Linked DNA regions of Homo sapiens: all the other regions are linked to region 1. The links are chromatin loops, found by intact Hi-C in ENCODE. Cell type or tissue: heart right ventricle. All regions are shown on one strand.

Region 1 (4,000 bases):
CCTCCCAAAGTGCTGGGATTACAGGCATGAGCCACCAAGCCCAGCCAAAATGTTTAAATTAGTAAAGAAAGAAAATTCTGGAATTTTTTGTAGAGGTGGGGTCTCACTAAGTTGCCCAGGCTGGTCTCAAACCCCTAGGCTCAAGCAATCCACCCAAAGTGCTGGGATTACAGGCAGGAGACACTACACCCAGCCTAAAAATTTTTTTTGAAAGCTTAAAACAAGGAAGGAAAAGGGAAAACGGAAGCTAAGGAGACCAGTGAAGAAGCTGTTGGCAAAGGGTGGTAAGACCTGAGCCGGCGTGTCCCCATCTGTGAAATGGGTACACCGATCCCTATGGTCACTGAAGCTGTTGAGAGGACCCCTGCGCTAATGAGAGTGAACTCTGCAGTCTGTGAGGTTGGTGCCCCAGATACTTAGCTGGAGGACAGGACTCTGCCCAAGTCCCTTGTATGGGCCTACCTATGGGGCCACCCTCCTCGCTATGCCTGATCCTCACAGGTTTCAGCACACTGGCCCCAGGTCACAGGGGCCGACCTGGGACATAGAGAAAGATCCAGCCATGGGGCTACCTCCCAGAGCAGACACCAGCCCTTGACGGGCCCAGCAGCCATGTTGGGTCTCCATGCAATTTAGTCTTATGAGCCACAGCTCAGCTTAGACTCAGGCTCCAGGAATAGGTCCCCAAGACACTCTCATTCCCCAGTGGTTCCCAGCAGTATTGGGACAACCAAAATCAGCCTCAAACTGCTCAGGCCTTCCCCAGGGATATGACACTTAGCAGCTCCTGGGGCTGCCCAGGCTGAGAACTACCTATCCCCAGCCCCAGGTAGAGAGCCCCAAGTCTGGCTGTAAGAACAAGGTGAAGCCAAAGACTCAAAAGCAGGTCCTTGCCTCCCGTGACTGCAGGCACAGCCCAGTGAGGGGCAGCAGGGCTGCCAATGGTCCCCTGAATTGGCACCCACTTCCTGGGTTTAGCACCACTGTGGCCTCAAGAGGCCCTAAAGGAGGGTTGTCATGGCATGCACCATGGGTTCCTCACATAGTTCCTCTGGCCCAGGGGAACACGTGTCCTAGAGGCAGCTGCTCCTGGCGTCACTGTTGGTAGGTCCAGATGAAGGACAGGCCTCTGCCTGGGAGTGTCAGGATGCAGAGAGGCTGCCTCATTCCTGCTGCGGCAGCCAGGGTCCCCACACACTCACACTCATGTCAGCGAGGTCACAGGAGGTCGTCTCTACATGAGGCTGTGATAAGGCTGCGTGGGAGCCTGCATGCAGGCTCAGCATCATCCTGCCCGGGCGGGAACCCTGGTCCACCCTTGCTGTAGGACTTCAGTCAAATGACAGCCTCTCTTGACCCTCAGTTTCCCCAACTGCAAAAGTAGCACCCGACAACATGCACTGACCCCCCAGGGCTGCTGGGCGTGCTTGGCTGATGGTTCACTCTCAGAAGTATCTGTCCCTACCCACCTCGTAGGTGCGGTCAGGTGAGTTCTTCTCTGCCTCTGTTTCCACACTGCACCTGGAAGAAGCTGGAGGACCTGCTCTCCTAATTGCTCCTCTACCACTGATGTTGTAAGAAGGGGACACTGACTTGTCACTCTCTGCCAATGTAGGAGCCAGGCACTGTCTCTGTTGGCTCAGGGCTGGGCTCCCAGGAAGTAAAAGCCTAAAGGCTCAGGGAGGCCATTTAAGGTCTAGGGTCCAGTGGACTTTCGGACGCATCGCAGCCTCCGCTGAGCCCTTCTAGCAGGCTTGTGGTGACTGCACCCTGGGGCGGCTGCTCCATTGTTTCCTGTCAGTCCCGCTCATCTGCTCAACAACCCTTTGGAGGAAACACACAGGAGGGTCCTGCCCTCTAGTGGCTGCCGGCGGCCAGGTCTCTCCTCACAGGGCTCCGCCCGCGACCTCAGAGGAGCCCACCGCCCTCTCTGCCTGCTCTAGTGCCTGCCGCACAGCAACAAGCAGGCATTTCCTGGGGGTGAAGCCGAGGCTGGCCCCATGAGCTGACACCCAGCAATCTTCATCTCCGAGCACCTTTGAGTCCTGGGGGGCCCTGCTTCCAGATGTGAGCCCCCAGCCCGTGGGGCTGGGTGGTCCTGGGCTGTGCCACAGGGTTTCAGCCCACCGCGAAGGAGGCCTGACGGTGTCCAGGTCGAGGGCACCTGTGGGCAATGATTGACATAACACTGCAGAGAGAGAGCCTGGTGGGGCACCGGCCTCTGCCCAGGCTGGGTTCCGGGGCCTTCCCCCATGTGCCCACATCCCATGCTTCCCCCGTTACAGCCTCTGCCGTCAGACTGCGCACCAGCATCTGTGGGTGAGGAGAGAACCTGGGCTGGGGCTTGACACAAAAGGGGCTTTGCCTCTGGACACCCCCACCTGTGCCGCAAGTGGAGGGGGCGGGGAAACGGGGAGGAGGGAAAGTAAGCGGAAGTCCCGCCTCTGTGGAAGCGCCTCTGCACCCTTTGTCCCCCAAGGGAAGCACAAGTGTGTGGCCAGTCAGATAAAGCAGGCCTTTCCTTGCCTTTATGGAGCCACGGGCTGAGGCTGGACCAAGGGTCAGTGAGGGGTTCAGGAGGCCCCCTCTGCGCCTCTCTTCCAGGCCCTGAGCCCATCATTCCCTTCGTTGTTAGAGTGAAACTGTGAAGAGCCGCAGCTCTGTGCCGGGCGAAGAGGATTTGGCAGTGAAAAGGATGAGCTTGCCTTGCCCTGGGGGCAACTGGCACCTGGGGTAAGAGGTGGCCGGTGAGAGCCTGAGCCCTCTGGAGAGCAGAGGCCCCGTTGTGCACAGAGCCAGTATACCCAATGCTCGGGGAGCTCCCAACAACCCTACCCAGCCCTGCGGGAGACCACAAAGCTCTAGGGAAGAGCCTGTCCCAGGAAGCACAGGGCTTCGAAGTTCTGACAAGGACATCGGAGTTCCAGGCCCACCCCACACATGCACACACTTCCTGCTTCCAATTAGCACTAATTGGACGACTGGGAAAACCCACAGACCATGAAGCAGAAGCAGTTAGGTCTGCGGGGCCCCGGTGAGGCAGGCCCTGCGAGGGCCCAGGTGAGCCAGGCTCTGGGGGATGGGCCCTGGGGTCTCTGTCTCTCTGAGAGGGGATCAGGTGATCAGGGCCACATCTGCCAGGATCCCTACTGGCCCCTCTGGAAGACGGAAATTGTCCCAGGGCCAGGGCAGAAGCTGGGTGTGGGGGAGCCTGACAAACACCCCCTCTCAGCCTGGCATTTAAGGCTCCCCTAAACCTGGCCCTACCAGCATCCCCCCTCCCAACCTGGTCTCTTTCATTTCTTCTGCTCCTAGTTCTCACTGCCTAAGTCACCCACTGATTAATTCTTTATGTCACTCCATCTATTCATGTATTACGTGTCCAGGAGCCCTCCTGTGGCCAGATCCTGGGACCACAGAGATGGATGTGCCAGGCTTGGCTGGTCAGGTGGACCTTGGAGCCAGGACCTTTTCCAGGGTCCCCAGAGCACTGGATGGTCAGAATCAAAACAGGGCTAAGGCAGGTCCAGGGGAGGGGAGGGTCCTGATGCTCACCTCCTTCCTACTTGAGCAGCCCTCTCTCCTACCACCTATCCAGCTAGGCCTGGGCCCAGGTTGGCAGAGACCACATTGCAGGGCAACCCCTCTGCTGGCTCCACTTCATTCTTGGTGGGAAGAAGGAGGCCAGGCTGAGCACTGCATGCGTATGAATAGAAGTATCAGCTTTGCTTGGCACTCTCTGGGTGAGGCTTTGTGTCCCTTGATCCTTTAGACCGCACTCAGGGTATGTGCCAGGCTGTGTCCACATCCATGGCCAAGCTCAAGACAGAAGCTCTGCCAGGAACAGCTAGGACTAGGGGGCAAGAAGAGAAGCAGGCACCAAATCTGAGCTGCTCTGGGGTGGGTCTAGCCCGTGGGGAGAAGCAGGGACTGGCCCTTAGCAAGAGGCTGGCTCTGGAACTTGCATGCTGGAGTAGTCTGGGCCCCAGCCCCAGAGTGA
Region 2 (4,000 bases), 300 kb before region 1:
ACATGGTGAAACCTGTCTCTACTAAAAATACAAAAATTAGCCCGGCGTGGTGGTGTGTACCCATAGTCCCAGCAACTCGGGAGGCTGACACAGGAGAATTGCTTGAACCTGGGAGGCAGTAGTTGCAGCAGTGAGCCAACATCGCACCACTGCACTCCAGCCTGGGAGGCAGAGCAAGACTCTGTCTCAAAAAAAATAAAAAATAAAAAAAGAAATTCCTTAATATCTAAGCTCTCCCAAAAAGGTGAATAAAATATAGCTTGACTATACATTTGCAGACAGAATAGTCTGTGGATTACGTTAGATACTCAAAGGGATCCATGGCCCCATAAGTTTAATAGTCACTGATCTTCAGCATACAAAATTATTCACACTTAAAAGAAATCAATAGCCTCTAATACCTAATACATTGCCCTCAATCATTTCAAAGACCATACAATTCATTTCTTCAACACATAGATAAATGTGTTTTGTGAAGTGTAAACTAAAGCTCAAATAACTAGCTATTGCTAGTTCCCTATCATCAGCCCCAAAATCCAATGATTCCCCCAATGCCTACTGAATAAATTTCTTATGCATGAGCTTGTGTTCCACGCAAAGCAACTAGCACCAGAGACAAGGAAGAACAGGCAATTGGGCCCTATATTTAGGGGGAACATCTCTTCTCAGCTTGCCTGGAGCAGTCCTACTGTCCTGGTGTAACTATTAATAATGCCTTTCAGTTTCAAAATTGTCCCAGTTTGTACATTATATTGTCACCCTATTAATAAACCACATTGAATAATTGGTTCATTATCCTGAGAGTAATGGGATAAAGTGTTTTAAACAGAGGAGTGACAACATCAGATTTAAATTTGAGAAAGATCACTGAGGCTGCAGTGAAAGTGATGGATTGGAGAAAAGCAAGTCAAGTGGCGGCGACCAGTTGGGAAACCGTGGCCATAGCTTTGCTAGAGACAACAGGGTGTCCTGGATTGGGGTGGTAGCAGTAGAGATGAGAGGAGGCCTATTGTCTTAGTGATAGATGAATATAATCAGTGTTGGGGTGCGTGGGGAGGCTTAAAAATGACTCCAGGTGTCCGGCTTGGGCAACTGGTGGGTTGGTGTCACTATTCACTGAAACGGAAGACATGAGAGAAGGTTTGGCGGGAAGAAAATGAGTCGAGTTTTAAGTGAATCCAGCAGTCTACAGTAGAGACGTTTGGGGCCCTTCATTCAAGGAATAATGCTTGCTAGGCGCTGTATTAAGTCCTGGGAATGCATGATACCGGCTCTCATGAGAGTATCGGGGTTGGGAGAAAGGTGTGTAGATCACGCATGCCAATTAGTACAACAAAGAAGTAGATAGGCAGAGACTGAAAATTTTTACATAAAACTTAGAATTGTAATTAAAGAAAATGAAAATTAAAAGGAAAAAAATTTAACACAACAAAGAAGTAGAAGTAGTTCTGGGCGCATATTACAGGGAGGCCAGGCCTCGTCTTGGTCTGGGACCATTTCCCTGAGGAAACGCCATCCGAGATGAGCCTCTTGCGACCACCCCCGACCTAATCTACCGGTCGGCGCCCTCGGCGCACTTCTGCCCGCCCCCGCCCCTTGCCGGGCCCCACCCCTGCAGACCTGCTTGCCGTCCCGCCGGTGCTTCACAAGCGTCACCTCTCCATAGCTCCCCTTGCCCACGACCCGCAGGTAGCAGTAGGCGGCCAGGGGCATGTTCCCAGCGCTGGCCCAGAGTCGGGATGCGGCGGCAGCGGCGGGTAGGGCAGCGGGCGGCAACAAGAAGCTCGGTTCATGCCCGAGAGGGGGCAGTGGGGGCGGCTGTTGAGGCAGCCGGGCCCGGGCGGGATTGCTGGGGCCCGGCCCGCGACGACGCCGCTGCCATAGCGATCCGGGCCGGGAGCAGTTCTGCGCATGCTCCTGCGTCCCCAAAGGACGGCCATAGAGCGGACGCCACGAGCGGCCAGAGAGGTTCCGCAGCCCCGGGAGGACCCGCCATAGAGCAGAGGCTCCAGGAGGCCAGAGCGACTCCGCCAGGCTCCGCGCACTTTCTGTGCGTCCGTTCCACCGTCCGGATCCCCGCCACAACAGAGTCAGGGAAAGCTTCCTCTTTTTGTGCACTTGTTTGTCCTAAGGCCGTTACAAGTATTGTTCGTTCATTCTGCAAATATTTGTTGACCGCCTATGTGCCAGGCCAACAAAGTCCCTGCCCTCCTGGAGCTCATGTTCTAATGACTGGGTGACAGACTCTCTACCAGTAACATTTGCTGTATCCGCTTTATCACATGCCGTCTCTGCATCCAGCAATCCATCCTATTTTTTGATACATTCAAAGTAAATTATCAGTACCTTTCATCCCTAAAAACTCGCCTGCTAATTGAGAACTACAAAGACTCCTCAGCATTTAACGACTACCCTAACCACTGCACTAAGAGACTTGACTAAACTCTAACATGGCATCATGCTAAGTTAACAGCCTAAGGGCGGATCTCTAGGTGGGCCTAGGCCCCTTTAAAATGCCTGCCCAAGAAAGCTCAGGGGTGCCAAAAGAATTCACCATTTGTTCCAGCCAAAGCCTCCCTTTCCCAGAGCGCTTCCTTTTTTTCCTTTTTTTTTTTTTTTTTTTTTTTTGAGACAGGGTCTCGCCCTGCCACCCAGCTTGGAGTGCAGTGGTGCAATGGTGCTCACTGCTGCCTAGACTTCCTGGGCTCAAGCCATCCTCCCAACTACAGGCACACACGTCCATGCCTGGCTAATCCTATTTTATTTTTTTTCAGAGACAGGGTGTCACTATGTTCCCCAGACCGGTCTTGAACTCCTCGGCTCAAGCAATTCACCCACGTTGGCCTCCCAAAATGCCGTTATTACAGGTGTGCGCCATCGTGCCTGGCCTCTTTCCTTTTTATGGCCAAATAATATTCCATTATATGTATACACCACAATTTGTTTATCCATTCATGCAGTCATGGACACGGATAGCTTCCATCTTTTGGCTATTGTGAATAATTCGGCTATGAACATGGGTGTACGAATATCTGTTTGAGTCCCTGCTTTCTTTTTAATTCATTTGGGTATACACTCAGAAGTGAAATTGCTGGATCATATGCTAATTCTAGTTTAATGTATTGAGAAACCACCACACCATTTTTTACAGCAAGCTGAACCATTTTACATTCCCATTAGCAATCCACAGGGGTTCAAATTTCTCCTCATCCTTGATATATATCTTGATAGGAGATTTGGGTGTATGAATTTGTCAAAATTATCTAATGGTACATTTAGTATTTGCACATTTTACTCAAAGCAATTTCATCTTCACTAGAAAACCAAACAAAAAGAACCATAAATAAAGATTGAACTCTAGTTAATGATATTATTAAAGATAAACAAAGCCAGGCATTAAAATGATGAAAATAGATTTTATTCAGTAACTACTGACAGTAGGGGAAGCAGCTGAACTCCATTCCATTTGCGCAGGGGTGATTGGGCATTCCAAAGGAAGAATAAGGGAGTAGGCAGGGGAGCATGCAGGGGCTCACTTAGAGTCTGGGAAGTGAAAAATTAAAAGGAGTGCTTAGCGTAAATGTGATTAGGCCAACTGTGTCTGCTAGCTGGCAATTAGGGAAGTTAGGATTCTATTCTCCCACATAGACTGGGAGACATGAGCCCTACCTTTATGATGATTACATTCCAAAGGAATGGATTTCAGGTCCTTGAGAAAGACATTCCTAGGTTGTAGGAAATACATAGGTATATATCTCAGAGGGACAGAGGAAGGATTTGTAATTGTAGCTTTTTAAAGTTAGTGCTCTAGAGGCCACACACTATGACTCACACCTAATCCCAGCACTTTGAGAGGCCAAGGTGGGAGGATCACTTGAGACCAGCCTACGAAACACAGTGAGACCCCCTTCTCTACAAAAAATTTTTAAAATTAGCTGGGTGTGGTGGCGCATGCCTGTAGTCCCAGCTACCTGGGAGGCTGAGGTGGGAGAATCAGTTG
Region 3 (4,000 bases), 330 kb before region 1:
AATATACATGTAATTGGAATCCCTAAGAGGGCAGGAAGAAGTCCAAAAAAAAAATGTGAAGAAATAATGGCCAGGCGGGGCGTGGTGGCTCACGCCTGTAATCCCAGCACTTTGGGAGGCCGAGGTGGGCAGATCACGAGGTCAGGAGATCGAGACCATCCTGGCTAACACGGTGAAACGCCATCTCTACTAAAAAAATACAAAAAACTAGCCGGGCATGGTGGCGGACGCCTGTGGTCCCAGCTACTTGGGAGGCTGAGTCAGGAGAACGGTGTGAACCCGGGAGGCGGAGCTTGCAGTGAGCGGAGATTGTGCCACTGCACTCCAGCCTGGGCAACAAGAGCGAAACTCCGTCTCAAAAAAAAAAAAAAAAAAAAAAGAAGAGACACTTTTAGCTCCAGCATATGCCACAAACCATTTATAATTTTATCAGTGGGAATACTAGAGATCTAAATACTACTGAAAATGCACATTTAATATTCATTAAAACAGAAATAGTTTATAAAGGGAGACAGAAAAACAAGAACTTACCCTTCCCCGTAATCCCCATCTGACTTATCAGTTGAACTTGTAGAAGAACTTAACTCATCCTCAGACAGACAATGAATCTGTTTCCTTTCCTATTAAATGTTTGGAAGAATTAAAATTCTACATGACAACACAACCAGAATGTGATACTTGAACCAGTCTTAGATGCAACAACTAGACACAATACGTTCCTAGGTGCAATATAACAGGAGAATCTAACAAATACAAAAATTGTTCCCATATGATTTGTGGCAAAAAGAAAAAAACATTGAAGTGATTTTACCCGTGATATCCCAGTTCACTCATAAAGTCCACAAGAATAACTGAAGAACATCAGATGAAGTTTTTTATTTTGTTTGTTTTTTTTTTGTTTTGATTTTTGTGTTTTTTTGAGACAGAGTCTTGCTCTGTCGCCAGGCTAGAGTGCAGTGGCACGATCTCGGCTCACAGCAACTTCCGACTCTCTGGTTCAAGTGATTTTCCTGCCTCAGCCTCCCGAGTAGCTGGGATTACAGGCACGTGCCGCAACGCCCAGCTAATTTTTGTATTTTTAGTAGAGACAGGGTTTCACCATGTTGGCCAGGCTGGTCTCCAACTCTTGACCTCATGATCCGCCTGCCTCAGCCTCCCAAAGTGCCGGGATTACAGGCATGAGCTACCGCGCCTGCCCAAGGTGAAGTTTTACAAAGGTCCTGGAGAGTCTCAGCTGTGAAGAAATTTCCAGAGGACAGTGGATGGCTAGTTCTGGTTTATCAACTCCTAAGCAGAAGGCTTGTTCTATAGGAATGTTGGCATTTTAAATTACCTAGGCAAACTCAGCTTGTCTTTTTTTTTTTCTTTTTTTTGGATACAGGGGTGTCACTATGTTGTCCAGGCTGGCCACAAACTCCTGGGCTCAAGCAATCCTCCTTCCTTGGCCTCCCAAGTAGCTGAGATAACACCCACAAGCCACCATGCCCAGCTTCAGCTTGCTCTTAATGTGAGACTGTTAAAGTGCTTTAAAGGATCACCTAAAAATACACATAAACCTTACAACTCTGAGATATGGAAGGCAGCCTCTATTAGTGAAATAACTAAATGATATAGTTAAAGAAATAATACATCCAATACTTTCAAAGAACAGGAAGAATTCCCAGAGTATTATACAGAGAGGTGAACATGGGTTAGAAACCTAGTAATTACCCATTTAGCCACCAGATGGTGTCCCTACATCATCTACAGGCAAGAAGGTAAACTACATTGACACAAATAAGAAACTGAGGAATGATTAGCAAGTGAGACTCAAATCTGGCGACACAGATGGGTATGTTGGTATCACAGCAGATTGAGCAAAGTGCTGCCTAGTGCAAGCCCTTAGAAAGTTCTGTTATTTATTTACTTATTTATTTATTTATATTTTTGAGACAGAGTCTTGCTCTGTCACCTAGGCTAAAGCACAGTGGTGTGAACACAACTCACTGTAGCCTCAACCTCTTGGGCTCAAGTGATCCTTCCACCTCAGCCTCCCGAGTGGCTGGGACTACAGGTGTGCGCCACCTTGCCAGGTAATTTTTTTTTCTTAGAGACAGGGTCCAACTATATTGCCCAGATTGATCTCAAACTCCTGGGCTAAAGCAATCTTCTCACCTTGGCCTCCCAAAGTGCTAGTATTATAAGCGTGAGCCACTGCATCAGGCCAGGAAGTCCTGTTAAGACCAACCTATGAAATATTTTTAATTAGGCTATCAATTGTTTACAAGAGTACCTGAAAAATTTATTCCCTTAATGGGTCAATCATAATCCTTTTGACTATTATTTACCAGTTCCTTTCTTTATCAAGAGTGAAAAGATATAACAAGCTGGCCCTGTCCCAAAAATAAATGGAGCTGACATTTAAAAGGTTTACTGCATTAGGCCTGCCAGATGTAGACTGTCCACCTTCTCTCTTAGGAGTACGTAATGCACCTGAGTGACGCTGCAGTCAGAGGAGAGCCGTCGGGCAGGCAAGGGCTGGTCTTCTTCCTGGGGTTTTCCTGGCCCTGCTACACTCAGAGACGCTTTCCTCACTGAAGGGCCTGAAAAGGCAAACATCCCCAGTAGTTGTTTGTGGTGGGCTGCCCCAGTTGAAAAGGGCTTTGTATTTGGTATGGAACATACCCCAGCAGGAGCTAGCCCAAAAGTAAGTCAAACAGCATATTTATCATTTCTCTGGTGTCTGACACCTCAGTTGAAATCTTAGCTCTAGGTCCACCAGCTCTGTGACCTTGGGCAAGTTACTTAACTCCTCAGAGCCTCTGTTTCCTTAGCTGCAAAATGAGGATAATGCTGCATATTTTGGCAGTACTGTAAATGTGAAATGAGATAATACCCTTAATATGTTTACCATAATGCCTAAGACATGGTCAGCATTCAATAAATGGAAACTGCTAGTACTATCTTTAAAAAATATTAAAAAGAATGATAGCCCTCAGCCTACGGCAGCACCACTCCCCAAGCAACCTCCCTCTGTTCCTAAGATGGGAGCAATTCACTGAACAGTGGACACTGGACATGGAAAAAAGTTAAACATTCACTTGATTTCTGGTCTGAAACCTCCCAGGACTTACTGCCACTCAAAGCCCTCTTGTTATTTCTTTAATATCCCCCTCCTCTGATATTTGAACCACATTCAACACCCTATGATGATTTCTTAAAAGACTTGACTAAGAAATTTCAAAATCTTTTCCAACTCGATTTCCTACATGTTTTACTGCTGCTGGAAAGTTTCAACCTCTCATAGTTAGAACCAGTGTTTCTGTCCACGAACCATACCCCTAACTGCCAATTAGATGAAGAAAAGAAGTCAACTTTACCTGAAGAGGACATTTCTTCCTGTGACTGCTTTAGTCGCCTCCTCTCTCTGGCTGATAATGGTCGATCCTTTAAAAGAAAGTCACAGAGTCACTTCCATTCCTACTTGCTATTTTTATAACACCTACAATCCATGATGTATCATTCAGCATTAAGAAAAAGGTCTGAGCTGGATGCGGTGGCTCACACTTGTAATCCCAGCACTCTGGGAGGCTGGGGTGGGCAGATCACCAGGTCAGGAGTTCGAGGCCAGACTGGCCAACATGGTGAAACCCCGTCTCTACTAAAAATACAAAAATTAGCCGAGCATGGTGGTGCGTGCCTGTAATCCCAGCTACTCGGGAGGCTGAGGCAGGAGAATTGCTTGAACCTGGGAGGCGGTGGTTGCAATGAGCTGAGATCGCGCCATTGCACTCCAGCCTGGGTGACAGAGCAAGACTCCATCTCAAAAAAAAAAAAAAAAGAAAAAGGTCTTACTCCAGCCTGGGTGACACAGCAAGACCAAAAAAAAAAAAGGTCTTGCGCTGGACTTAGAGGAGTGTCCATTGGAAACCAGCCCACAGCAGGGTTATAGCTACTAGTGAAAAATGATCACAATGATCACAGCCCTCGTTTCTGGGAGGTGCTCATTTTTGGAAGGGCA
Region 4 (4,000 bases), 230 kb before region 1:
CAAAGAAGGGGACGATCAGCATGACGATGGCCAGCTTCAAGTCTGGGTTTTCAATGGGATTCAACAGGGCCACCTGTAAAGAGAAGCAGACTCAGTGAGGTAGGGAGAGGCCACCGAGAGTGTGCCTGGGGTGGGTGGGTGGTACCCATAGGCCCTGAGGGAGCCTTAGCTTAAGACGCTTCCTCCAAAGCCCAATGGGAGCAGCACCTCATGCCTAGGGTTCCCAGATGAGACTGTCCACAAGGAACCCTTGGAGACCACATTAAGCATCTGGTGCTTTGGCAGCTTTCCCCTCAGTGTGGACTTGCAAAGTGCAGTGGGCTTACAGCCACCAAGCCAGGGCAAGGCAAGCAGTGCCCACCGGGAGAGTGGAGTGTGGGCTTCAGGGGGCTGGAGGGGTGAACACAGTGGATGCTCATTATAGACACCAGCAATGAGGCCCCAGACCACTTTCTAACAGAAATCCCACACCTCAACCACCCCTAAAAGACAACAGCACTGAAAAGCCTTGGCTTATTTTCTTAAATAAAATCCAAACACAAATAAAACCCAAAGGAGGCCAAGCTGAGCCACTTGTTCTCAAAGCTTCTGGCTGGTCTCATGTGGGCATTCGGGGATGAGGAGTGGGGGTTTATCTACACAGAACTGGGGTCAGAGGGCGGAAGCCACGGTTGGGGAGCCCGTGGGCTGGCCAGGGCATCGGCACACTGAAGGTCACAGACTGTGGAAGCTGCCCGTGGCACCACATGGCTCAGTTAAACTACCAGCCAAGAGAGGTGTGTGACAGGATGTTTGCCGATGTAGAAACATGTATTGTCGCAAGGCCTAAAAACCACCATCAGATGGTAGCAAGCCGAGGGCAGGGACTGTATTTCATTAGTTTTATACATCCCAAGGCTTCATCTAGAACAGACATTTAAAGTGGATGGATGCTAAGAATTGACAAGCTCTTTGGAGTAGTTGCCACATCAGACCAAATGCAGGACACATTCATAGAGTTAAAACAAGTTTGGTTTTCCTAGAGTTGGCGTATGTGGGTGATGGGGAGGAAGTGCTGCTTGCTCAGCGTGGCAAGGAGCTGCTCATGCAGGGACGAAGCAAACCTTTTTCCACTGAAGTATTAGGAGGACGATGAAGACGACAGACTTTTCAAAAATCATGATCACGATGTAAAGAGCGCACTGCCCGACCCAGGCTCCACACTGCAGAGGGTCTCCTGCAGGGACAGGCGGGTGCTTAGTCACATGGGGCCCAGGCATCTGAGTGAGATGATGTCCCCACCCCACTCCCCCACACGCACCCCAGAACACTGGCTCTAAAGCTCTAAAGGTACTTAATGAGCCCCCCCAAAAGTCCAAAGGATTACCTCATCCTTAACAGACAAATGCAGTATTTTAAATAAAATCAGAGAATTCCTTATTTGAAGATACTAAAATGGCCTTTCTTTTAAGAGATTCTAAGATAGGATTAAAAAGCACTAAAGTTAGGAAGTGCTCATTGCTGGAGCTCAGAAAAGCTGTTCTTTCTGCCGGCTGGCAGCAGAAGCTGTATGAAGCAAGACTGCTATTCTTATCCGTTGTTGATTTTTCCAGTGACAGCGGGGCTGCCCCTCCCTTCTCTGTCCATGAGTGGACTGATGTTTGTGGATGATGAAGCAGGACCCAGTCGCTTTGTTTGTCTCCCACCTCCCCACCTCCCATCCCTTACCCAACTCCCCGGGCCATCCCTGATACCTCAGCCTCTTGAGAGCAGAAACGTGACTCTGGAGGAATTTGGACTCTACCTGTCCAGCATGGGTCACCCCAAACACCTTGGCCAGGGACAAGGAAGTGAAGAGAGAAGTCCTTGGGGCAAGGAGGTGGGAGGGATGGGCCGGGGCCCAGGGCTGTGACAAAGGTCCATCTGGGACCCCTTCAGTCACCATGCTTGAGAAACCGAGGGACCTAGTAGTACAAGCTGGAGGATGTGCAGGCCTTGGAATGCCTCCAGGACATTTTGAACGGAGAGAAGACCAGCCCCTCCAGGGAATGATCCTGTGATATGAAGAACCCTAGGGTGGCTCCTGGGAGCCACATAGGCCTCCCCAAAGTGGGAGACCCAGGGGAGAGTGGGATGTGGGAAGGTTGCCTGGGGCTCACCCTGGAAGTTCTGCCAGAGCTGCCTTACCACAGCTGGCCAGAAGAGGGGGTACAGGGTAGCATTTTGGGGGTGGCGGGGGGGCGGGAGGCTGGGGGGTAAAGGCCGTAATCCAGGCTATGAGAAGATAATTTGGTCCAAAGAGATATCTCCAGCTTCTCACTTGGCTTTATTGTTTCTGCAGCAATCCCTGTTTGGGCACCCATGCTGGAGGCCCATGCCCTGCCCAAGCCTGTCAGCTGTACACAAGGGAATGACTTTATGCAGCTGCAATGGACAAAACACCAGGCCATTCCCTTTTCTGGAAAACCCTGGGAGAAGTGTGGCAGAAACACATCAGTCGCCTCTTCTGAGGTCTTCCTTTCTACTTTCACTTAAGGGATAGGAGACATTTGAGCCAAAAAACCCATTTCATAAGCATAATCCCTCCTTGCTAGGTTGTTAATGAGTTTTGCAATCCTTTTCCTTTCGGTAAGTCACCTAACCTTATCGAGAACAGTTCTCAAAACAACAGATGAACTTATTTGTGAGAAACCATTAAGTAATTAAGTAGGTTTGAGGACAGTTGGACAGAAAGCGCCACTAGGAAATCTCTCTGTGAGGACTGGAGTGTTTGGGAGCCAGCGGAGCGCGCGGCACCGCTTATTTACTATGGAAGGATGTCCGCTCGCTCAGTGTGCTCACTCCATCTGCTCTTCAGTTTTAAGTGACTGACAAGGAGGAAAATGCTTTTCCTCCCATACGCCTCACATTGCCCCAGTGTTCTAGGTTTCTGCTACACAACTTAGCTACAGCTGCCTCTTTAGATGCTAAAATAAGAAAGTTCAGAAACGTGAGAAAAGAGAAAAAGCACCTGTGACCCCGTCTGGCACACCATTTCCTCTGGGAACCCAGATCTCACGCAGCCACCGTTGGGAGAAGCACACGTGGCTGCTGTGTTTCCTGATTCCTGTTTCACTTGCGAGTCTTTCAGATGTCCCCCACAGTCTCCTCTTTAAAGGACAGACATGCCAGGCAGTGTTGCATGTCCTGCTTTGTCATTGCTGTTATTGTTTTCTTAGAGATGGGGTCTCACTCTGTCATTCAGACTAGAGTGCAGGGGCATGAACACGGCTTATTGTATCCTCAAACTCCTAGGCTTGAGTGATCCTCCTGCCTCAGCCTCCCAAGTACCTGGGACTAAGAATGCATGTCATGTGCCTGGCTAATTAAAAAAAATTTTTTTTTTTGTAGAGACGGGATCTTGCTTTGTTTCCAAGGCTGGTCTTAAGCTCCTGGGCTCAAGCGATCCTCCCCGCTTAAGCCTCCCAAAGTGCTGGGAATGACAGGTGTGAGCCACTGCACCTGGACCTTGTGTGTCTTGCTTTTTACTGCAATGAACAACCTCAGGCATGTGGGTGTTTTGTTTGGGTTTAATTATTTCCTCAGTAGAAGTCACAGCAATAGGGGCCAAAAGGAGGGAACACATCTGTGGCGAGAGGCTTTCAAAAGGGAGAGTTTGGCCAGGGATGGGCAGCAAGACCCATGAAGCACCGTGACCCAGATGTCAGGGCTTCCACATGGGAAAGAGTGGCCTGGTAATCAGAGTGCAGACACCATGCGTCACCTGGATCTGGTCTCAACCGCCGGGGCTGTGTGGCTTATTTCCCTGAGTCCCGCATTCTCATCAGCAAACTCTTGGCCTTCTCTTCTAGGAACAAAAGACACATCCTAGAAAAATAAGCCCCTCTTCTTCATTTACATGAGAAGAGAGCTGTGGTACCTCTTCCTCAAATGGATGGGCAGGATAACAGGTGTGGGAGGTGGAATAACAGCCCCACACAGTTGCCTACATCCAAATCCCTGGAACCTGTGAGTGTGTAGC
Region 5 (4,000 bases), 240 kb before region 1:
CGCCTGTGAGTCTGAGACCTGCCTGTGCTTGGGTGCAGGTGCAGGTATTTCCTCGCTCAGCCTGGGCCAGGCTCCTCAGAGCAACACACTATACCCCTGTACAGCGATGCATCCAGCTGTGTCCCTCCAGCCTCATGTGCACACACATACAGCTTCATGCATATACCATACACAGAGACAGACAGACCTATGTGTGTGGCCACACACAGAGTGCATGGCTGCCGGGCCCATAGCTACAAATGCACAAAGCTCTACACACTGAGCTATATCGGCAGCACACACACAGATGCGCACACACACACACACACACACAGGCACATGCAAAGATCTATCTAGGCCCCCCCCACCCCCAACATTTCTCTCCACTCCTCCTAACAAACCGTGGAATACCACCAAAGCCACATAGAAGAGGGGTTCTTCAGGGGGTCCTCCCTGAGCCCCCATCTCCCAAGGGCTGCAGAGCCTCCAGTTCATGCTTGGGGCTCAGATCAAGACACAGCTGCCAGAGCCGAAAGTGTCCAGGACTCCACCTCCACTCCCTCTGGCATCAACACAGCCCTTGCTGGGTCCTCCTACCTGGGACATGGTGGGTATTGTGTAAGCGCTGGGTCTCTGAAGGCGCCTCTCTGGCAGGCAGCAGCTGCTGGAAAAGATCTGAGTGGAGCCCAGCCTTCTGAAACTTATATAGCCTGCTTGCTTGTCCCGCAGAGTCACTGCCCCTCCTCTGACAGGCTCCCTGATGATTCAGGTCCGCAGGGTCGCTGGCTTCAGAGTTTATTCTCGGAGATGAGAGGGGCTCCCAGTACTGCTGCCTGGGGGCTGCAGCCCTGATGAAAGCAGATGGCTGCAGAGACCCTTTGCCCTCTGGGACAGCTGCTTGATTCGCCGGGGGGAGGTGCTGGCACTGACGGACATGCTTTGTGTTTACGGATTTGGGTCCTGGAATGTGTGACCATCTGAATTGTTCCTCTGCAAGGGTTCATCCCAGTGTGTGGGGTGGGTGTGGGGTGTCCCTGAGGGAATGGAGGGCCCTAGCTGGGTTGGACTGCTCCAAGCTTGTTTTTCTTCCTCTTCCATCCCTTCCCCTGGATTCCAGTGGACAGATTTTCCATCCCTGCATGGTGGCAGAGCAGGAGCTTCCCGTGTCTGCTGCGTCTGATTATGGCAAGCTCACTGGGCCCTTGCAGCAAACTCAGAGAGGGGCTACCACAGGTTCACAGGTGGAGAAAGTGAGGTAAAGGGAGCCTGGGGAGTTGCTCATGTTTTTGCTGATGTCCTTGTCCTCTATCCTATTCCAACTGCAAGTTCAGAGAGGGGGGAGTAAGGGGTCTGGAAAGGACCAGGGAGGAAACCATGCTCGATGGTGACAGCACTGATGAGACAGAGGTGTGAAACAGGCTCAGGCTCAGGCCTGAGCCTACTCACCTCCGAGTAGGTGAGGCCACCGCAGGGGGGCTGGCCTGCAGGACAGTTTCAGTTGCTCAAAGAGGGTGGGGGAGAGTGAAGCCCACTCCAGATACTGAGCTGCAGAGACAAGAACAGGCCCAAGGGCTCCCCGGAAGGTCACTTAGCTCTCCTTTGCTAGAAGCTCCTAACACACCCCTCCTTGCAAGGGGAAGATCCCCCAGGGCACAGGCCAGGAGCCTACGCCTGGGGTGGGTATGGGGAATAGGTGTGCATAGGTCGCAGCCCTCCCAGTAACACACATATCTAAGTCCTTTTCAGTTTATGATGGAGATTATTTTTATCCTCGAAGGCTCCAGGCAGATGGAACTCAACCAGGCACTGACATTTGGTTATCCCAAATGCCACTCCATTGCTGTCATACTTTGAACCCCACCCCAATCCCCCTCCTGACACCCTGGCTCCAGGAGGCCAATGAGAGGACTGCCAGGCTTGATCTGAGACAAGTGCTGACATGAGGAATGCCCAGGATGTGGCACATGGGCCAAGAGGCAGCTGAGGGCAGGCCAGGCCTTGTGGGGGCCTTCCACTAGTTCCAGGGGTGCCCCTGCAGATGGCACCTGATGCTGCGGCTCTGCCCAGGGACCTCCTTCCAGCCCCGCAGCCTCAGGGACAAGGATGTGGGCTACTCACTGCTTATACTCTACCTCCCCAACACGATGTCCTCCTCAGAGACGGACTTGCTTTAATTCTCACTAGCGAAGAAGTGGAGATGGACATGGCAAGAGCATGTTTGGCTTTTCACTGGGCAGTTGCTGGCTCCCACTCCTGCCATGAGGCTTCGTAAGGTTCCTTCTCACTCTGGTCCCTGGGGAGAACCTTCTAATTCACAGGGGAATCTTTTTTGACCCTGCCAAGCTGTTTCAACTCCAGAGAACCCACAACCACAACCACAAATGTGATGGTTTCTTTTTAAAAAAAACTGTAATAAGATGCCAAACTTTATTGTAAACCATTTTACAATGTAAGTACATCATCTTCTCTTTCATTTCAAAAAAACGTTTCCATGAATCCTACCACCACCGATTAAGCACCCCCACTGGATGGCTGCTGAAGTGGGCCATGGTTTTCCTTGCATAGGTCTGACTTCTAACAAACTTCAGGAAAAGAAAAATCAAATTTAAAACAACCCAACCAACCAACCACCAACCAACCCAGGAGCTCAAGGTGCTTGTGGCAAGTCAGACCATAAGTCCCTTACCAAAAGCCAAGCCCCTCAGAGCTGCTAATGTTTCACGAAGTAAAACAGAGAGCTCTGCACTCTTAGCTGCAAGCGTGTGAAACTTCTAAAAGCCAGCCCCACATTCTACAAGGCAGCTGCTCTGGCCAGTGGGAAGCTCCTTGCACTGCCTATCTTAGCCTGGCTGCGAAAAGGCCAGTGAACTGCAAGGGCAGAGTGAGCTGCCAGCTGGGCGCTGCTCCCTCCAGGGTTCTGAGGCAGCCTTTGGACATAAACTTGGGGCTGCACCCTACAGGCTTACACTGTCTAAGGGAAGTCACAGCTTGGATTTGAGCCTTTTAATATTTTCCCTGAAGAAAGAGGCATGACAGGTGACATTAACCCATGACTCCCTGTTGCCAGGGAGGGCACAAGTTAAAGCTTGAGGAAGGAGGCCACCAGCACGGCTGAGGGGCCACAGACCCTCCTCTTGCATGTGTGCAAGCTGAGTGGACCAAGAAGCCACCACCACCTGGATCTCACTAACATCCCCCCTTGCCATTGTCAACAACCCTCTGACAGCAAAAGGAAGTAACAGTACCAACCACCTCTTCCATTTGGATATGACAGTTCTACCTCATTAGTTTATTTCCAATAGTTACAAGAAATTTGTTCATGACCTTGACTTGCAAGGTTCCACCACAGGTGGCTTGGCTGAGGTCCAGATTTGGACAAATCAGATTCATAGCACACAATATCCAGCCAACGTCCCACCATTTCTCAACACGGTGATGGATGCCATGTGGCCAGGTGAAGAGCTGCACCTCGTAAGGCACCTTGGAGCAGGTGGAGAGGAAACTCATCCCAGGGAGGGAGGGCAGCTCGGGAGGAAGTCCTGACCACAGCCCTCTGATCTGCTCTCATGGGATGGTGCACCACGGAAGAGCCCCCAGTGACTGCAGGAGGCACTCCTGGGGATACAGATTTGTGTGTGTACATGTGTGTGCACGTGCACGTGCACACACACACACAAACACACAAGAAAGGGAAGGCCAAACACGAGAGGTGTCCTATGGTCAGACACCCTATTAGACCCCCGTCCCCTGGTCAGCCAGCCAGCTACTAGCCACAGCTCAGAGACTAAAGCCCTTTCTGAAAATCAGGATACAGGGAAAAACCACCACTCTTCAGCTACCTCTTTGTTCCCCAAACCCTCTGCTCACTGGGAAGTGGGCAAAGCCTTCAGATGAGACCATCTGAGATCTATATAACCCAGGGTTTGTTTCACAGCTTTCATAGATTATGGCTCTCCTATCCCCTGCCCTGTCTGGAAACATTAGGAGCTCAAGACTGAACATGAAGCTCCAATTGTGAGCT
Region 6 (4,000 bases), 220 kb before region 1:
TTGTTTGGGCCCATTCTGGGGGCTGGGAGCCCTCATGTGCCAGTGTAGCTGTCACTACCATGTGCTGAAGCTCATCAGGAGTGCGACCACCTGAGGGAGGTGAGTGAGGGACAAAGACACTTTAAAACTGCCAGTGCTGGCTGCGCGCGGTGGCTCACGCCTCTAATCCCAGCACTTTGGGAGGCCGAGGCGGGTGGATCACGAGGTCAGGAGATAGACACCACCCTGGCTAACACGGTGAAACCTGTCTCTACTGAAAATACAAAAAAATTAGCTGGGCGTGGTGGCGCGCACCTGTAGTCCCAGCTACTCGGGGGGCTGAGGCAGGGGAATCACTTGAACCCGGGAGGTGGAGGTTGCAGTGAGCTGAGATTGCACCACTGCACTCCAGCGTGGTGACACAGCAAGACTCTGTCTCAAAAAAACAAAACAAAACAAAAACCTGCCAGTGCTTCTGCCAGGCGAAGGTTCAATGGAAGACAGAGTACCTGGAAGCAGCCAGGGAAATCAACAGGAAACAGAACTTAACTGATGACAGAAACACCTAGGCAATGATTCTGCTCACTCCCTGACAGTCCAGCCCAGGAGGCCCAGAACAGTGCTGCTGCACCAGAGAGGTTCAGGAAAACAGCCTCTCGGGTTTCGCAGACAAAGAGGACAGGGCAACATGGCCTTCGCCCATCCCCATCTGCAGTCAAGCATAAGTAATATTTTTACACTGTTTTTTTCTTTTTTTGAGATGGAGTCTCCCTCTATTGCCCATGCTGGAGTGCAGCGGTGCAATCAGCTCACTGCAGCTTCCGCCTCCTGGGTTCAAGTGATTCTCCTGCCTCAGCCTCCCAAGTAGCTGGGATTACAGGCACCCACCACCACACACAGCTAATTTTTGTATTTTTAGTAGAGACAGGGTTTCATCATGTTGGCCAGGCTGATCTTGAACTCCCGGCCTCAAGGGATATGCCCACCCTGGCCTCCCAAAGTGTTGGGATTACAGGCCTGAGCCACCGTGCCCGGCCTACACTTTAAAGAGCGAGCTTTACTCCCCATGGGAAAAGGCAAGATAACTGGGGGAGTGAGAGGAGGAGGCTCTGAAGGGCATACCACATGAACTGTGTTCTTGTACGGTCTGTTTCCATCCGACACAAAATTTTTTCTCTCACCAAAGAAAGGCCCTTTTCCACTCACCCTCTCTTGAGGGCCTTGTACCCAGATCCAGCTGAGCACTGCTGACCACAAGCTCCAGCTCTCCATGGTAGACAGAGTGGGAGACAAGGGCACTGGGTCCAGTACTGACCCTCTACGATACCATGTGGCTCTGAAATCCTTGCAGGTAAGCTGCAGGACACCACACACTCCAGGTGTGGTGAGCTTTCCAGTTGCTGAGGCTTGAGACATTTTGTGTAGTCTCACAGCCTCCTATCCTGGGCTGGAGCTTTGGTGATGTGCACACAGCACTCTGATGCCAGAGGGCGCAGCCTGTGCTAGGGTAGGTCAGCAGGAAAACCAGTGAAAAGAGGGAGGGGGCATTTCTCCTGCCTGCCCTTCCTCTGTAAAATCACAAGGGGTCACTCTTAGACCAGAGATGGCAGGAGCAGCAACTGCTTCCAAGGCAATTTCCCTCTGGCCTGAGGCTATGCTGCTCTCAGATACTTTGTGTCCAAAGCATCTCACGCCTGCGAGAACAAGGACATGTGATGTACATACAGACCTTACTTTCATTCATTCACTTAGCAAACATTTACAAGCCTACTGTGTGCCATGCCTTGGGAATAAAGAGAGAAAGTTCTATGTTCCATCCTCAACACAGATGATTCTGACAGACAGCAAAGCATCATGTGGGCCCTGGAAGCCAGACTGGCTGGGCTCCATGACTCCTGAGCGGTGTGAACTTACAGTATATATAACCTCTCTGTGCCTCAGTTCCACCACTGTAAAATGGGGATGATCAAAGTCTCCATTAATATATGGCAGGCTGCTATGAGGACAAAGGGAGGCAGAAGATGGGGCCAGGATGAGGTAGGCAAGCCTCCTCTGCCACTCCACCTGCTAAGAGAAGCACTATGTGGGTGCCATCAGCAAGGAGGACAGAATATCATGGCCGGATTGAGGTCACAGATGGATTGCTCTGGGGGCTGCATGGAAGGCACATTGCAATGATAAGGTGGAAGAGGTCAATGAGGGTCAACAACAGTTTTGACCCTGAATGGCTGACGCCACAGAGAAGCCCTGGTGTGTCCTGGTTCCAGAGCAGAGACACTCCTGTAGGGCATTATCCTTCCTTGCCAGGGGCGGCTTGGAAACTGGGAGACATAAGGACACTAGAAAATCAAAGGACAGAACTTGGATTGATGAACAGAAAGCCAGTGCATGGGGAAAGTGTCAACACGCAAAGCCCTACAAGCCAACTGATAGCTGTGTAAGTGAGCTCCAGGACAGCATGTACAGGATGGTCTCTCAGAGGAGCACAGAGGAAAAGGGGAGCACCCTCTCCCCAAGCCAGAGGGAGCAGGACCAGCAGCAGAAAGCAAGGCCAGCCTATATTTTCAATGGAGGGGCAGCTGATGTTTGCACTCAAATAGGGAACACTTACAGTGAACAAGGGTCCTCTTCAGTGAGATCTGCTAGGTATACATTTGCAAAGTGGATGAACAGCATTCCTATGGCTTGTTTGGAAGTGTCTAAAAACCTGTACAAAATAAACCAGCACTGGTTATTAGCCTGACAGGAGCGCAATATCCAATTTGAGGAAAACGAGAAGACTGAAACAGGAAGAAAGCCACCCCAACCTTCCAATCACTGGTTATCTCTTCCTGGGGCCTTGAGCACTAACTCAGGCTTGGCATCTCAGCCACCTTTCAAAGCCTTCAATAACACTGCCTTTGAAAACCCTAAAAGGTCAAGGATTGATATTTAAAATACGTTTTAAATTTTTTTCTTACTTCAAAATAAAATGCTCAATCGCTGCTTTGTGATGAAGCCCAAGGTGCCTCTATTTTAAAGAGCTCCCATTCAACTTCACTCACAATGAGCTAAATTATGTGTGAAATTAACAAGACGTGCACAAATCCAGTACTGCAGCTGGATCCCTAAAGAAATTTCAGCTGCTGCCATTTAAACAATGGGCTAGATCAGGGTAGGCAAATTTTTTCTGTAAAGGACCAAAGAATAAATATTTGAGGTTTTGTGCGCCATATGATCTCTGTCTCAATTCCTCAGCCCTGCCGCTAGAGAATGATGCAGTCATAGACACAGCTATTCCAATCATACACACCGGGCCTGAGGGCTGTAGTGTGCCAGCCCCTGGACTAGATGGTAAGCATTTCAAAAAAGAAAAAACAAGGGTGTTAATCTCTGAGAGGAGCTAACCCCGACCCATGTGACAGGAGCATGGTGGAGACAGCGTGTGCCTTCAGTATGTCCTCCACCACCAGCACCAGGTAGCCATTCTCCTCTGTGGTCGAGGCACCTCTTGGTCATGGCTGTCTCTCACAGCCGCCCAGCTGGGCAGGGTCTCAGGACTGCAGAGATTATCCAGACCAACCCAGCGACGGTGGCTGGAAAATCATTCCCTAGACTCACTGCAAAGGAGGAGTTACCAAAGGACAACGTATGTAAGACTCAAGAGAGCCCCAAAGCTAGGTCTCCCACCAGGTCCTGCCCCAGCCCTGAGGTGGGAGTCACACATTCTAAAGTTAACAGGGTTTGAGAAAAATCAACGGGGGGAAAATAAAAAGAATTATCAAATTCGCCAGCAACACGTTTAAGAACAAGTACACGCTTAATAATTTTATCACAGTGATTACTGACGTTTCCTCTGAAGGATAAAATGGCTATTTTGTTAGGAAATGTAGAAGCCCAAGGCAGCCTAAAACAGGCAGCTTCTTGTGGACACAGTGCTGTCTTGAAGAGCTGACTGTATCCTTCCAAGTGATGTATTATTTTGGAGTTTTGTCTTTAGAACCTACTTCTGAAGCTTTACCACCATTTCACGAAGGAAAAA
Region 7 (4,000 bases), 140 kb before region 1:
TTTGGGAAGCTGAGGTGGGCAGATCACTTGAGGTCAGGAGTTCGAGACCAGTGTGGCCAACATGGTGAAACCCCGTCTCTACTAAAAATACAAAAATTAGTCGGGCATGGTGGTAGGCACCTGTAGTCCCAGCTACTTGAGAGGCTGAGGCAGAAGAATCACTTGAACCCAGGAGGCAGAGGTTATGGTGAGCCAAGATCATGCCACTGCACTCTAGCCTAGGCAACAGAGCAAGATTCTGTCTTTATAAAAAATTTAAAAATTTAAAAAAAGCAAATATCAAAATACCATCATCATCATTAAAGAGAAAAAATCAAACAAAAGTCAAAGTCAAAGTCACCTGTAATCCCACCTCAAAGAAAGAACCACAAGAAACACTTTGGCATACACTCTTTTTCTCCATACAAGTCAATATCCACCTCTGCCAGTCTGTCTGTTCCTATTTTTTGAAAAATGGAAACACTGTATACTGTTTCTTAATTTGTTCTTCATTTAGTACATCATAGGTATCTTTCTATAATAGCACATATAACTCTTCCTCATGTTTTATAGTATTTTATGATATTTTACATTGTAAATGGGCAATAATTTATCCAGTTACCTACAGATAGTATTTCAGTTGTTTCTGGTTTTTTATTGATGTCACAACAATGTTCAAATGAACAGAGTAAAAGCTTTTGATTACAGTGATGGAAAGGAAAAGTTTAACTCTCACTATCTAGAAGTATATTAAAAACTACAATAAAGAAAAGAAATTCATTATCAAGTTATCACTTAATCATTTCTAATACACAACCTTACATTTTTTTCCTAGTAAAAACTGCTCTGTGACACTTACATATCCAGATATGCAAAGGGACATATGAAAAAGTGGAGGAAAAGATTTAGAGCTAAAAGTCAGCATGGCAGAGTCATGGTCAAAAAAGAGTAGAATAGTTTATCAATTCATCCATTCATTAAAATGTTACTGAGTTTTTAGTATGTATAAGGCCCTGGCTAAGCATAAATAAATGAGTCAGAGTATAAAAAATAAAAACCAGTTTGAAATAGAGTATTCACCAATCAAAATTTAAAAGGGAATGTGAATGGATGACAGAAGTAAATGTAACCATAAAACTCTTAGAAAATACAGGAGTAAATCTTCTTGACCTTGGGTTAAGCAAAGCCTTCTTAGATATGATACCAAAAGCACAAGCAACAAAAGAAAAAAAGATAATCTGGATTATATCAAAATAAAAAATGTTTACGCTGCAAACAATAAAAAGACAAACCATAGAATGGGAAAACATATTTTCAATATTTTGAAATGCATGTATATTTTGAATGCATAATACATTCAACTCAATAATAAAAAGACAACCCAATTTAAAAATGGGCAAAGAAATGTCTCCAAAAAGGATACAGAAATGGCCCATAAGCACAAAAAAACATACTCAACATCAACAGTCATTACAGAAATGTAAATCAAAATGAGATGCCACTTCATACCCACTTAGTCAGCTATAATAAAAAAGATAACAAGTGTTGGCAAGGAAGTAGAGGGATGGGAACCTTCATACATTGCATTTCACATATGCCACAAATAATTTTACCAGTATGACAGAAAGTGACAAGATATAACTTAGAAATGTCATAACCAATAAATCCATTTCACAAAATCAAGAGATCTATATTCACTAACAAGCTTAAAGGCCACACTAATTTAAAAGGACTGCTGAAAAGCAGGTGGAAGGCAGAAGTGCAATAGATCCAATGTGTTCCAAGCAAAAAAAAAAAAAAAAAAGGGTGGGTTGGGGGGACTCCAAGTCACCTGGTGTGGGAGTTACAAATGTCCACCCTCAAGCAGAATCGACCTCTGCTCAGTTTCAGAGTGAAAGCCCTCAGAAGGTCCTATTTTCCAACTGTATAAAAGAATCTGGGAAATTAGATTTTTTATGTGTTAGCAACTAATTCAGAAAATATTTAGGCACTAAGCAAGCCACCAGTTTGCAACCTCTGAGGGTAAGTTTAAACTTCCCAATACCTATGCCTATGTCTCTAATAATAACGTTTATTTTCTTCAGAGTGGTAAATAAGCAACCGATTTTAAGATTCTTTGAAAGATCAGATGGGTTTTCCATGCTGATGTGGCATGTAGTAATACTCACGCCCTCTAGCAGCGGAACAGGAGGACTACATGCTCCTATCAGGGTCTGCCGCAGAAACTCATCCCAGTCAGATACTTTATCTCTGATGCCTAGATGAGGGAATAAATGACTGATTACTCAAAATGCCAGCCACAGAATGCAGAGAAACCGAAATCAGTGGAGATGGTTTAAAGGTATTTCACATTTTAAGATCTAAGAGTCCAACATACTGCTTGAGAGCTTGAAAAGATAAAACAAAATAAAACCAAAAATGCTTCTCTAGATGGAGCTACTTTCTGGTTAGTTTATTAAGAGTTGTATACAAAACAAAGAGAATAGTCCCAACTACCTATTCCTATAATTTTACCCAGAAGGTACCTTACTTTATTTTTTATGATGGAAACTTTCAAACATACAAAAAGAAAAATGATCTAATGAATCCTAAGTGCCCTGGCGTCAACAACTGTCACCTCATGGCCAATCTGTTTCATCTAAACCAGGATTTACAAGCTACAACTCGAGGGCTTAATCCAGCCTGCTGTCTGTTTTTGTTAATAAAGTTTTACTGGAACATGGCCATACCCATTTGTTTACATATTGTCTGTGGCTGCTTTCACACTACAAAGGTAGGGTTTTAGCAGCTTTGACAGAGATTGTATGACTAGTAAAGCCTAAAATATTTACTATCTTGCCCTTTACAGATAATTTGCCAATGCCTGGCTTATACCCTCACACTCCACCCATGCCCAACCAAGGATCAGTTAGAAGACAATTCCAGATAGCATATAATTTCATCCATATATATATTTTAGTACATATTTCTAAAAGAAAATATTTTCTTACAAAACCACAATAACAACATCATACCTTTAAAAAATTAACAATAATTCCTTAATATCAAATATCCAGTCTATGTTCAAACTTCCCCAATTGTCTCATAAACAGTTTTGTCAATTTGTTTGATTACATCAGGACCCAAGTGAGACGCACGCATTGCAAATGTCTCCTTGATTTCTTTTCATCAGTAGGTTTCTTCTCCTTCCTCCCCTCCCGTGTCCCTACTCTCTCTTTTTTTACTCCACATTTATTGAGACCTGGCCTTTGTTCTCTATGGAGTTTTTTAGAGTCTGATTTCATTGGTTACGTCCCTGTGGTGACCAGTTGTTCTACTGTTCCCTGTATTTGCCATAAATCAGTATTTAGAGCTAGAAGCTTGATCAAATTCAGGTTAGACTTTGCGGGGTGGTGAGGGTGAAAGAATACTTCACAAGTGGAATAAGTTATACCCTTCCCTCAAGAGCATGAAGAGGCACATATGGTCTGGCTGTCTCTCCCTTTGTGACATTAGCAGCTTTTAACGGTTACTACATAGATGCACTGATTCATTACGGGCTCAATGGTGATATTCTAATTGTATTATTCCTTCTTCATTTACTAACCAAAGAACTTCCATAAAGAAAAATTTCTCTACATCAACTATTTGATTATGCTGAGGTAGATTTCATAGAAAGAAGGCTTTCTTTGAACATATACTTGATTGTCTTTACTCTTTCTCTATATTTACCACCCTTTAAAATAAACAGTTGATTGGCAGGCATCTTCCAAGAGTGGCTAATGAGGGTTTTGTTTCAAAATTTCACTATGAAGTCATACATTAAAACAAATACATTTCAAGCCATTACAGCTGTTGTCCTTACGACACTCTATCTTCAACCAGAGGCAGTCTCTTCAGGTTGGCTCCTGAGACCTTTTGGCATGACACTAGTAAAGAGCCACTGATAACTTTTTTGCTTTTTGGTATGACAAGATGTTCCAGGATCATCTAGGAAATTGCCTGACCTAGTGCAGGACTCAGCTACTTCTGCAAGAAGCCC

What was found. Peaks named below come from ENCODE experiments on the same cell type or tissue, not always from the same donor. Only the 100,000 strongest peaks of a DNase experiment are listed, where the experiment ranks them.
Region 2: it touches region 1 in a loop (13-fold over the local background); 12 of 110 quality-filtered maps call a loop at or near these places.
Region 3: a loop joins it to region 1, with 13 times the contacts of the local background. A loop is called at or near these places in 65 of 110 quality-filtered maps.
Region 4: it touches region 1 in a loop (11-fold over the local background); 76 of 110 quality-filtered maps call a loop at or near these places.
Region 5: a loop joins it to region 1, with 2.9 times the contacts of the local background. A loop is called at or near these places in 23 of 110 quality-filtered maps.
Region 6: it touches region 1 in a loop (8-fold over the local background); 76 of 110 quality-filtered maps call a loop at or near these places.
Region 7: a loop joins it to region 1, with 4 times the contacts of the local background. A loop is called at or near these places in 56 of 110 quality-filtered maps.

Annotation. Positions count from the first base shown.
Region 1 is chr3:53,070,985-53,074,984 of GRCh38, forward strand. It overlaps a transcript of RFT1 not described here. Among named protein-coding and RNA genes, the nearest start is that of SFMBT1, 27 kb to the left of the region's middle. RefSeq lists enhancers at 1,659-1,708, 1,949-2,566, 2,059-2,178. In heart right ventricle, CTCF peaks have their summits at 1,864 (motif pointing left) and 2,085; DNase peaks (open chromatin) are centred at 1,857 and 2,417; H3K4me3 peaks cover 1,432 bases; H3K27ac peaks cover 1,405 bases.
Region 2 is chr3:52,769,034-52,773,033 of GRCh38, forward strand. It overlaps NEK4 (NIMA related kinase 4), which reads right to left and starts at 1,907. Exons shown (of 16, transcript NM_003157.6): 1 at 1,621-1,907. The coding sequence starts at 1,713. RefSeq lists enhancers at 1,684-2,201, 1,989-2,038 and a silencer at 1,719-1,828. In heart right ventricle, a CTCF peak has its summit at 1,955; a DNase peak (open chromatin) is centred at 1,968; H3K4me3 peaks cover 1,999 bases; H3K27ac peaks cover 1,898 bases.
Region 3 is chr3:52,740,880-52,744,879 of GRCh38, forward strand. NEK4 (NIMA related kinase 4) reads right to left here. Exons shown (of 16, transcript NM_003157.6): 11 at 3,360-3,426; 12 at 2,473-2,582; 13 at 532-620. Among named protein-coding and RNA genes, the nearest start is that of NEK4, 28 kb to the right of the region's middle. In heart right ventricle, CTCF peaks have their summits at 1,724 (motif pointing right) and 1,923; no DNase peak of the experiment used is centred here.
Region 4 is chr3:52,843,726-52,847,725 of GRCh38, forward strand. STIMATE-MUSTN1 (STIMATE-MUSTN1 readthrough) reads right to left here. Exons shown (of 10, transcript NM_001198974.3): 5 at 1,104-1,216; 6 at 1-73. It overlaps STIMATE (STIM activating enhancer), which reads right to left. Exons shown (of 8, transcript NM_198563.5): 5 at 1,104-1,216; 6 at 1-73. MIR8064 (microRNA 8064) reads right to left here and starts at 2,827; the gene lies at 2,738-2,827. RefSeq lists an enhancer at 760-1,260. In heart right ventricle, CTCF peaks have their summits at 2,155 and 2,376; a DNase peak (open chromatin) is centred at 1,616; H3K4me3 peaks cover 362 bases; H3K27ac peaks cover 3,368 bases.
Region 5 is chr3:52,834,364-52,838,363 of GRCh38, forward strand. All of the region lies in intron 8 of STIMATE-MUSTN1 (STIMATE-MUSTN1 readthrough), which reads right to left. It overlaps MUSTN1 (musculoskeletal, embryonic nuclear protein 1), which reads right to left and starts at 656. Exons shown (of 3, transcript NM_205853.4): 1 at 577-656. The coding sequence starts at 585. It overlaps STIMATE (STIM activating enhancer), which reads right to left. Exons shown (of 8, transcript NM_198563.5): 8 at 2,370-4,000. RefSeq lists an enhancer at 3,087-3,256. In heart right ventricle, no CTCF peak of the experiment used is centred here; DNase peaks (open chromatin) are centred at 598 and 1,896; H3K4me3 peaks cover 1,307 bases; H3K27ac peaks cover 3,371 bases.
Region 6 is chr3:52,850,013-52,854,012 of GRCh38, forward strand. It overlaps STIMATE-MUSTN1 (STIMATE-MUSTN1 readthrough), which reads right to left. Exons shown (of 10, transcript NM_001198974.3): 3 at 2,591-2,686. It overlaps STIMATE (STIM activating enhancer), which reads right to left. Exons shown (of 8, transcript NM_198563.5): 3 at 2,591-2,686. Among named protein-coding and RNA genes, the nearest start is that of MIR8064, 5.5 kb to the left of the region's middle. In heart right ventricle, CTCF peaks have their summits at 1,554 and 1,760; no DNase peak of the experiment used is centred here.
Region 7 is chr3:52,932,666-52,936,665 of GRCh38, forward strand. SFMBT1 (Scm like with four mbt domains 1) reads right to left here. Exons shown (of 21, transcript NM_016329.4): 5 at 2,148-2,236. Among named protein-coding and RNA genes, the nearest start is that of STIMATE-MUSTN1, 37 kb to the left of the region's middle. RefSeq lists an enhancer at 794-963 and a silencer at 2,068-2,362. In heart right ventricle, a CTCF peak has its summit at 2,171; a DNase peak (open chromatin) is centred at 2,160.